2 separate regions of the Homo sapiens genome follow, and region 1 is linked to region 2. Evidence: chromatin contacts called from ENCODE Hi-C data. All regions are on one chromosome and are shown on one strand. Each heading gives the region's core, a stretch centred on a gene start or an enhancer-like site at or near the end of the contact. The rest is flanking DNA. Distances are from core to core; before and after follow the strand shown. Region 1 holds the start of LINC01215 (long intergenic non-protein coding RNA 1215). Region 2 holds the start of CBLB (Cbl proto-oncogene B).

Region 1 (4,293 bases), core at 1,794-4,293, 2.3 Mb before region 2:
AAGCAATTTTACATATCAATTACCAGCTGATTAATTAACATTCCTTTATAAATATTTATTAAGCCTTCACCATGTAACTGGTACTGGTCTAGGAACTGAGGAAGGCAAAGTTCCTGCTCTAGTGAATCTCAGATTTTCTAAATTAATCAAGTAAATATGAGTTTCATTTAAAATAAACTAAGCAACAGGTCGCTAACATAGGTGGTCATATCTTTGCTTGGTTCGATTCTAATAGCAGCTTGGATTCGTCCCAGGATTTGTCTTTGTTGATCTTTCCTGCTGAACTACCTTTTCTTTCTTTCGGTTTCACCATCCTTGATGCTGTGAATCCTGCAGGGAGCTAACAGGCTGGTGTGATAGCTTCTTACTACACCTACAGCTCAGCGAGTCCCGCCACTTGCTTTATACACTTTGATTTTTCTCTTTGCTTCTCTCTCCTATCTGACCCCCCTTTTCCTGAACACTTGCTGCCCCCTATTTCTCTTTTCTTCACTTTTGCTTTACTTCTTTTGCTGCCCCATTCCGTGGGAGACCCTATCTCTGTTTCTTCAGGTGGCCCTGTGGGTGTGAAAGAACAAACTTCTGGGCAGGCATACACCAGTGGTACACCAGCGGTACACAGGAAGACACCCCTCCCAGGAAACAATACCTCTGCCTCTGACACTTCCGGGAGCCTTGTAGCCACAGGAATCAACACATGTCTCTGCAACACTTCAAATTAACTCAGGCCTCAACAAGGCAGAGAGGGGTGTAGCCATACAGGCATGATCAGGGCCAGCTTATCACCATTCACTGGGAGACTGGCTGGAATGTGGATGTGCCGAGTGAAAAGTCAAATGTCTGCCTAATAGCAGAGCCCTCCACTCTGAAACACAAATGGCCCACTACATTCCTCACTCATAATTTTTAAAAATTTTTTAAAAAAATCTTTTACCCTAATGTCCAGTAGGCTATTGAACACTAGCTATCAATTTTTTGCCCTATGCCCTACAGTTAAAAATAAATGGCCAGGCAGGGTGGCTCACACCTGTAATCCCAGCACTTTGGGAGGCTGAGGCGGGCAGATCACAAGGTCAGGAGATCGAGACCATCCTGGCCAACATGGTGAAACCCCGTCTCTACTAAAAATACAAAAATTAGCTGGGTATGGTGGCATGCCTGTAGTTCCAGCTACTTAGGAGGCTGAGGCAGGAGAATTGCTTGAACCCGGGAGACAGGTTGCAGTGAGCTGAGATCATGCCACTGCACTCCAGCCTGGGTGACAGAACGAGACTCCATCACAAAATAAACAAATAAATAAATGTGTGTGCATAAATATGTACACACATATACATATGTATATTTTATATACACAAGTATTTGTATATCTAAAACCAGTTTCACAAAACAGTACCCTCATTACATGCATAGCTCAAATTTTTTAATTTCTTTATAATCTAGTTATCTTAATAACTTTTTAAAATGCTGGTTTTGACCTAGAGATTTTTAACCTTGTGTGTGTGTGTATATGTGTTTGTGTGTGTGTGTGTATCTGTTTGTGTGTATGTGTGTGTGTGTATGCATGTGTGCACGTGCCATTTCTACCCCATGTGATGAAGCCTATGGATCCTTTCTTGTAGTGTTTTTAAATGCATAAAGCAAAACTCTTAGGCTTACAAAGGAAATCAATGATATTGAAATACAATTCTATCCTTGGGCCTCTTGTGGGGAAAGGGCAGTGTCCACAGACCCAGGTTAAGAATCTCTGCATGGGTAAATTGATTTCCCAGCTGACTGCTGAGCCACAACCTGCAGTTTGGAAAATAAGGCTGTACAAAGCCTCAGAACATTTTGTTGTAGTTAAGTATTTCAGATGCTTATTATCCTGTCACGGTTTTAACCCTCTTTTCCCTCCCTTTCCCCATGCTCCCTCTATCCAGTCACCCACACCCCACCACATGCACATGCATGTGTACTCACTTACATGCATGCACATATATGTTGCCACATATCCACATACACATAGGCACACACATGCACAGGCACACACATGCAGATCTTAGGTCACATATCTGGAATGAGATGAGGCACTAGACCACTGGGTCCAGCCCCTCCTGTGACCCCAGTCCCACTCCCTGACTGCCTCTGTGTCACAGCTCCTCTGGCTCCTGCCTCAGAACTACTCTAGTGGCTCATTATCTCTGCAGGGCAGCGCTCACCATCACGACTTTCTTGTTTTCTTTCACAGCATTGTGAGCCAATAGGTGCATTCTGCCTCAGAATAGTGGTGGAGACTGGTGGTGGCACAGCCCAGAGCTCTTGACGTTTATTTTCTCAGGCTTCAGTGAACCTTCTGTGGCAGGTGTTTCCTTTTGATAGGCGGCAGTTCCTCCCTGGGTCACTCCAGCCTGCAGCTGAAGCCCTCACTTAGCTCACTGTGGCTGTACTGAACACACCACCTCCCAACATGGAGCAGCCTAGCCAGGGGGTGCGGGAAGGAAAGATGGTTGCTGCCACAAATGAATGACTCAGCTACCTTCTCCAATGGTTTGATATTGACGTTTCCTCCTGTCATAGCAAAAATGCCCAGGTGAACTGTTTTCTCCATCGCATGTAGAAAGATGATGGTTGTCTGAACTGGTTCCAGGTAATGGACAGTGGTAAGCGCTCCCTTCTCTTATAGTATGTTATGGATTGAAGTGTGTCTCCCCACAAAAAGATATTACTGGAGTCCTAACCCTGAATATTTCAGAATGTGACCTTATTTGGAGATAGTGTGTTTACTGAGGTAATCAAATTTAAATGAGGTCATTACAGTCTCTAATCCAATAAGACTAGTGTCTTATAACAGAAACGAACGCTTACAGAGGGAAGACAATGTAAAGAGACACATGGAGAAGATGGCTGTATTTCCATTCTCATGCTGCTATAAGGACATACCCAAGACTGGGTAATTTATAAAGGCAAGAGGTTTAATTAACTCACAGTTCAGCATGGCTGGGGAGGCCTCAGGAAACTTAGAATCACGGCAGAAGGGGAAGCAAACACGTCCTTCTTCAAGTGGTGGCAGGAAGAGAACTGAGTGAGTAAAATGAGGAAAGTCCCCTTATCAGATCTCCTGAGAACTCACTCACTTTCACGAGAACAGCGTGAAGGTAACTGCCCCCATGATTCAATTACCTCCCCCGGGTCCCTTCCATGACACGTGGAGATTATGGGAACTACAATTCAAGATGGGGTTTGGGTGAGGACACAGCCAAACCATATCAACAGCCATCTGTAAGCCAAGGAGAGAGGCCTGGAACAGATACTTCCCTCGCAGCTCCCAGAAGGAGCCAATCCTGCCGACACCTTGATTTCAGACTTCTGGCCTCCAGATTGTGAGACAAGAACAGCAACTCGGCCTGTGTTCTCTGCCCTTGAGGTTGAAACAGGGAGCAGAAGGTTTTTTTTCCCCTCTGTGTTGCAGCATGGAGTTCTGAATGACAGATGAGGGGTTGATCACCCTCCACACCCATGCTAAGCCTTATGGCTTCACGGGGTTCAGGCTTCCTGTGTTCAGTCTTCTGTGTTGCCAGAAAAATTTGCATACTCCCATGGACAAAGAAAGCAGCAGAGGAGAAAGAAGAGCTTTCATTCACTTCCTCTTTGGGGTGAGAGCAAGTCTGAATGCTCTAGAATTGATTCTATTAGAAAAACTCTCTGACCCCAAATATGAATATTTTCACCACACCCAATACTCATAATTTTAAAAATAGATCTTTTGAGTTTCATCCTGACTAGTAACCTAAAGATCACTGACTTCTGATTTATTTTTTTATCATGCTCTACAGTTAGAAATGCAAACATATAGACTAGAGAGGGCCACAGAGGTGTTTGATCCCATCACTTCATGTAGGTAGGAAGATGTTGAACCCCTGAGAGGGGTCGGAACTTGTCCAAGATCACACAGCAGGCAGAGTACATCAGGACCTCAAACCCATATCTTCTGCCCTCTCCTCCTAAGGTCTCCATCACTAACACCCTGTCACGGTCCATCCTGCTAAGGAAGTCTCTACTATAAAATCCCATACCTTGAAAATTAATTGTTTTTCCACTCACACGTTACCACCCTTCCCTCCTGCAAACATTTGGAAGTTGAAAGGTCGCACAGCCTTCATGAAATTAACCAGAAGAATTGAAAGGAAGCTGATGACAAAAGTACTTCAAAATCTGTTTTTCATGAAAACAGCTTTTTCTTTTCCCCCTCAGATCAAACTGAATTTTTCTTTTTATTTTTGCGGTATTCTTCTAATTGTGCCTTTTTAAATGTGT
Region 2 (4,358 bases), core at 993-3,492:
AAATACTGAACGCTATATATACTATGAGTATTCCAATACATACATACCTATGATAAGTTTATGAAGTAGTCACAGTAAGAGATTAATAACAATAACTATTAATAAAATAATAACAATATGCTGTAATACAAGTTATATAAATGTGGTATTTTTCTCTCTCTCAAAATATCTTTTTGTACTATACTCACCTATTTTCAAACCCTGGTTGTCCACAGGTAACTAGAACCAAGGAAAGTGAGATGGCAAATAAGTGGTAAGGGATGCTACCGTATCTCACATACATATATTTCAAAATACGTCAAACCATACACCTCAAAACTTGTAATTTATATCAACATGATATGCTTGATACCATAGGCAATGCCATTTTCTCATTAACTCATCTCTTTCAGTTGCAAAACACCATATAAAAGGAATGGCACATGCTATAACATGTATTTTGGGTATTTTACATTTATCCAGATATGAATATAAGTAATATACTTAGTTATAATGTTCCCTTAAGCCACTGTTTTGCTACATGCTTCTACACATTAATTCTTTTAAAATTTATTTTAAAGGTAACACAGTTTTTTTCTTTTACAGTCTCCCCTTAGTAAATGTAGCTACTACGACTATGAGTAAAAGAGATATGGATGGGTGGAGGAGATATGGAGAGGCCAGCACTTTTGTAGATAAATGCAATGTGAAAACAAGGAACTACTCTTTAATTACTGGCACAGAAATAATGACAAGGAAACAAAATTACTTCCTGAATCACACTTTATCACCTGACTGGTTGCAAAGGCACATTTTTTTTCTGTTTTCGTCAAATTAAAATCTTAACCATGTAAATTCAAGGCTGTAAAGGAAAACTCAGGATCCTTCATAGTAATAATTACAGTATTAAAATTCTTAGTTGCTAGAAAGTGGTTAGAACCATTGAGAAACATTTTATCAGGTTACGTGGTTAGAGCAAGATTTGAAAAAACAAAATCAAAAACAAAAAACCCAATGTAAAATATCAGAACATCTGAGATGTCCAAGCTGAAAAGTGTAATAAACGCTATCAACTGTAGTGGAAAGAAAGTTCCAAAGTATGAAGTCCAGAGCAATTGTTGGTAGCATGAGTGGTGGGATTGAAGTAAACTGAAATAAATGGAAGGCATTTGTTTAACCTATGATATTGCTGAAAGACAAGTCCCAGCACAGTAGCTTTCTCCTTTAAAGACTAGCCAGATGTCGGCCTTTTTAAGAGCACAAAGAAGGGAGCCACAGAAAGAGGTAACAATGCTGGTAGAGAATGGCAGCTACAGTAAGGTTGTTTTTAAATGGATAGAAATCTATGTAAAGGTGACTCCGACAAAACACAGTAGCTGTCTCCTCCTCAGTCATTTAGGCAGAAACTTGCACTAAGTAAAAAGGTGCAAGGTATTTATCAGCAATTCCCATTATCTGGTACTTTTATTGCTTTGGCATGATTAGCAGAGACTGTTTGGCCAGCGTTGTCAACTATTTGCTTTTTCATCAGCCTGATGTTTGGTCTGCAATCCCTCTAAAACTAACAGCAAAAGAGAAACTCGGAAACTTGGGAAGTTTCAGTTGGCATTCAGATGTCACCCCAGCCTACTCTCTGTGAGATTTATTCTGCATTTTAGAAGCTCAGTGGCTGTTGCTCTTTTTGATAGCCAACAAGAAGCAACGTCATAGACCTGTTTGGCTGCTGTCCTGGGTAGAAGGGTTTGGCAGCCCTAGGGAGATGAATTTCTCCAGCGTTGGACCCGCCCAGAGCGGAGAAGCAACACCCTTCCAGCCACTACTCTGTTGCTATGAAACAAAAGACTAGGAAGGTAAGCGAAGCAGGAAGTCCCGCCTTTCAGCCCCAGATGGCTTTGGCTCCCGGTCCCGACGCTCACGCCCACCTGCCACCCCTTATTGGTTAGCTCCTTCGTGCCTTGCATCCCTTCGTCCATTTCCTTTCCCGTTTCCACTTTCGTTCCCGGGAGAGTCCAGGCCCCTCATTTCTCTCCGAGTCCAATTCCTTTCTGACGTGCTGCGAGCGGGCCTTCCTCTGGGGCCATTGTGTACTGTGGAGGACGTGGACGGGGCGGCAGCGCGAGGAGGACGGGCGCCTCCCGTCCATTGGCTGCACCCGCTGTCGGGCAGTGCGCGGTTGCGCGGCATTGGCTCAGCGGCGCCCGGCCCCGCCCCCGCCCCGCCCCGCCCCGAGCCTGGGTCCTGTGTGTGCCACAGGGGTGGGGTGTCCAGCGAGCGGTCTCCTCCTCCTGCTAGTGCTGCTGCGGCGTCCCGCGGCCTCCCCGAGTCGGGCGGGAGGGGAGAGCGGGTGTGGATTTGTCTTGACGGTAATTGTTGCGTTTCCACGTCTCGGAGGCCTGCGCGCTGGGTTGCTCCTTCTTCGGGAGCGAGCTGTTCTCAGCGATCCCACTCCCAGCCGGGGCTCCCCACACACACTGGGCTGCGTGCGTGTGGAGTGGGACCCGCGCACACGCGTGTCTCTGGACAGCTACGGCGCCGAAAGGCAAGAAGGGAAGGGGTCGCCGGGGAGGCTCCACACTTCTTGCCGGCCCGGGGGCCCGGGGTAGCCAGGCGCGGGCCAAGGAGGAAGAGGGGACAGCCCTGGCTCTCAGCTGCCTTTGCCGCCGCCGTCCAGTTTGAAGTGGGGCATTTAAAGACCAGAACCCGCAGGCCGGGGAGGAGGGAGAGGGCGTCCAGGCAGACGGCGGTGAGGACTGCAGCAGGCGGCCGGGAGGCGCGTCCACCCAGGCGCCGAGCCCACAGTGTCCCTCCCGCGCCCTAGACGGACGGTGCTGCGGGCACGGGAGGGACACTTTGTCCCCTCCCAGTCCACCTTCCTCCTGCAGCTCAGACCCGAGGGGCCGGGAAGGGGCCTGAGCAGGGAAGGGACACAGGCGTCCTGAAACAAAGCTTTGGGTTGAGGGCAGAGGCGAGGAGCCAGAGAAGTGAACTCCTCCTTTCCGTGGCCGCTCTTGTCATTTTTCTCTTTTCTCTTTTCAAATGGGCTATTTGTGTGTTAATTTCATTTGGTTCTTGGGAATAACGACTCACCGCGTTGATTTAAAGAAAGGTGTTCGTGTGTCCGTACTTGGTGGTTTTAGTGTGGGACATGCCCTGCGCTTTTGTTGACAACAGAGCTGTCCCTTACGTTTGTGTAGGATAATCTTTATGTTTATGTAACTTGGAGAAATCTAACAGAGTGAAAGTGAAGTTTCTGCGTAAGGCTCCCAAAATGTATGATAGGACCTTCAGTTGTTCTGGTATTTTGAATTGGAATTAAGGCAGGAGGGGAAGAACATTCTGTTTTTATCTAGGTGGGGGAAACCTGTTTAAGTTTTGTTTGTTCTTTTTTTTTTTTTTATGAGTTGAGTATTAGTTCAGCCTTAGCTACTTGAAACGTGAGCAGGATGCATCTTTAACTCTTAGTATTGTAAAAGCAAATCTAGGATCACTGCTCTTAAAACTACTGTGTGTAAAGATTGAGAGTGTAAATTCACAAGCTTATTGATAAAGATGAATCCGGAACTTTTGGTTTTGCTCTAATCGATGGAGGAAGATGCAGTGGTACAAGTTAGTCTCTAGTTTTCTGGTGGGTAAATATTTTCAAAACCAACTAACTTTTCTTTTTTTAAATCTGCCTTTTAAAGAACTAAAATTCCAGATGGCAAACTCAATGAATGGCAGAAACCCTGGTGGTCGAGGAGGAAATCCCCGAAAAGGTCGAATTTTGGGTATTATTGATGCTATTCAGGATGCAGTTGGACCCCCTAAGCAAGCTGCCGCAGATCGCAGGACCGTGGAGAAGACTTGGAAGCTCATGGACAAAGTGGTAAGTTCTGTCTGACGTTGCCTGTGCGAAACACTATTCACTTTGTCTGTGGTTTCTCCAGATTTATTTATACTGTTAATTAATACCAACCATTGTTATGGCAACAATCTTTTGATTTCAATTCATCATTTTTCTTCAACTCTGTGTTTTTTGAAAAGTTGGATTCAAAGACTTTTTTGTTTTTTAACCTTTCATCCTTTCTACTCTTTAAGGTTCAGAGTTCCTCTACATGACTCAGTATGTAAAGTTTTACCATTGGCTGCTTTTTGTTGGTGTATGGCCATAGAATGCTTGGAAGTGTTTGTTCTGTCTTCTGTGAGGTTGTGTTGCTCTTAGATAACAAAAGAGTACCAGCAGGTTATTTAAGTCTTTGACCACTCATGACAATCATCTGGTATGATACTGAAAATATTTACTGGGGAAAGAAACAGATTAGTTCTTAAGTGAAGAAGCAGTAGTTGAGGGAGTTTCCATTTTCATCTTTGAGAATTCATCTTCATTAAGAAACTTTTTT

The links. Hi-C counts contacts between places; a loop is a spot of excess contacts on that map. Pooled maps may share reads with other maps.
Region 1: a loop to region 2 is called in a pooled map, with 4 times the contacts of the local background. The contact joins the promoter of LINC01215 here to the promoter of CBLB in region 2. A Hi-C loop is called at or near these places in 2 of 37 single-sample maps with no recorded cell type and 6 of 50 pooled maps.

What each region holds. Positions count from the first base shown.
Region 1 is chr3:108,123,814-108,128,106 of GRCh38, reverse strand. LINC01215 (long intergenic non-protein coding RNA 1215) reads right to left here and starts at 3,043. Exons shown (of 2, transcript NR_110030.1): 1 at 2,965-3,043. RefSeq lists enhancers at 2,031-2,130, 2,631-2,710, 2,931-2,980, 3,261-3,400, 3,471-3,520 and 2 more.
Region 2 is chr3:105,866,896-105,871,253 of GRCh38, reverse strand. CBLB (Cbl proto-oncogene B) reads left to right here and starts at 2,242. Exons shown (of 19, transcript NM_170662.5): 1 at 2,242-2,518; 2 at 3,663-3,844. The coding sequence starts at 3,677. RefSeq lists a silencer at 2,044-2,273 and enhancers at 4,031-4,120, 4,241-4,290, 4,321-4,358.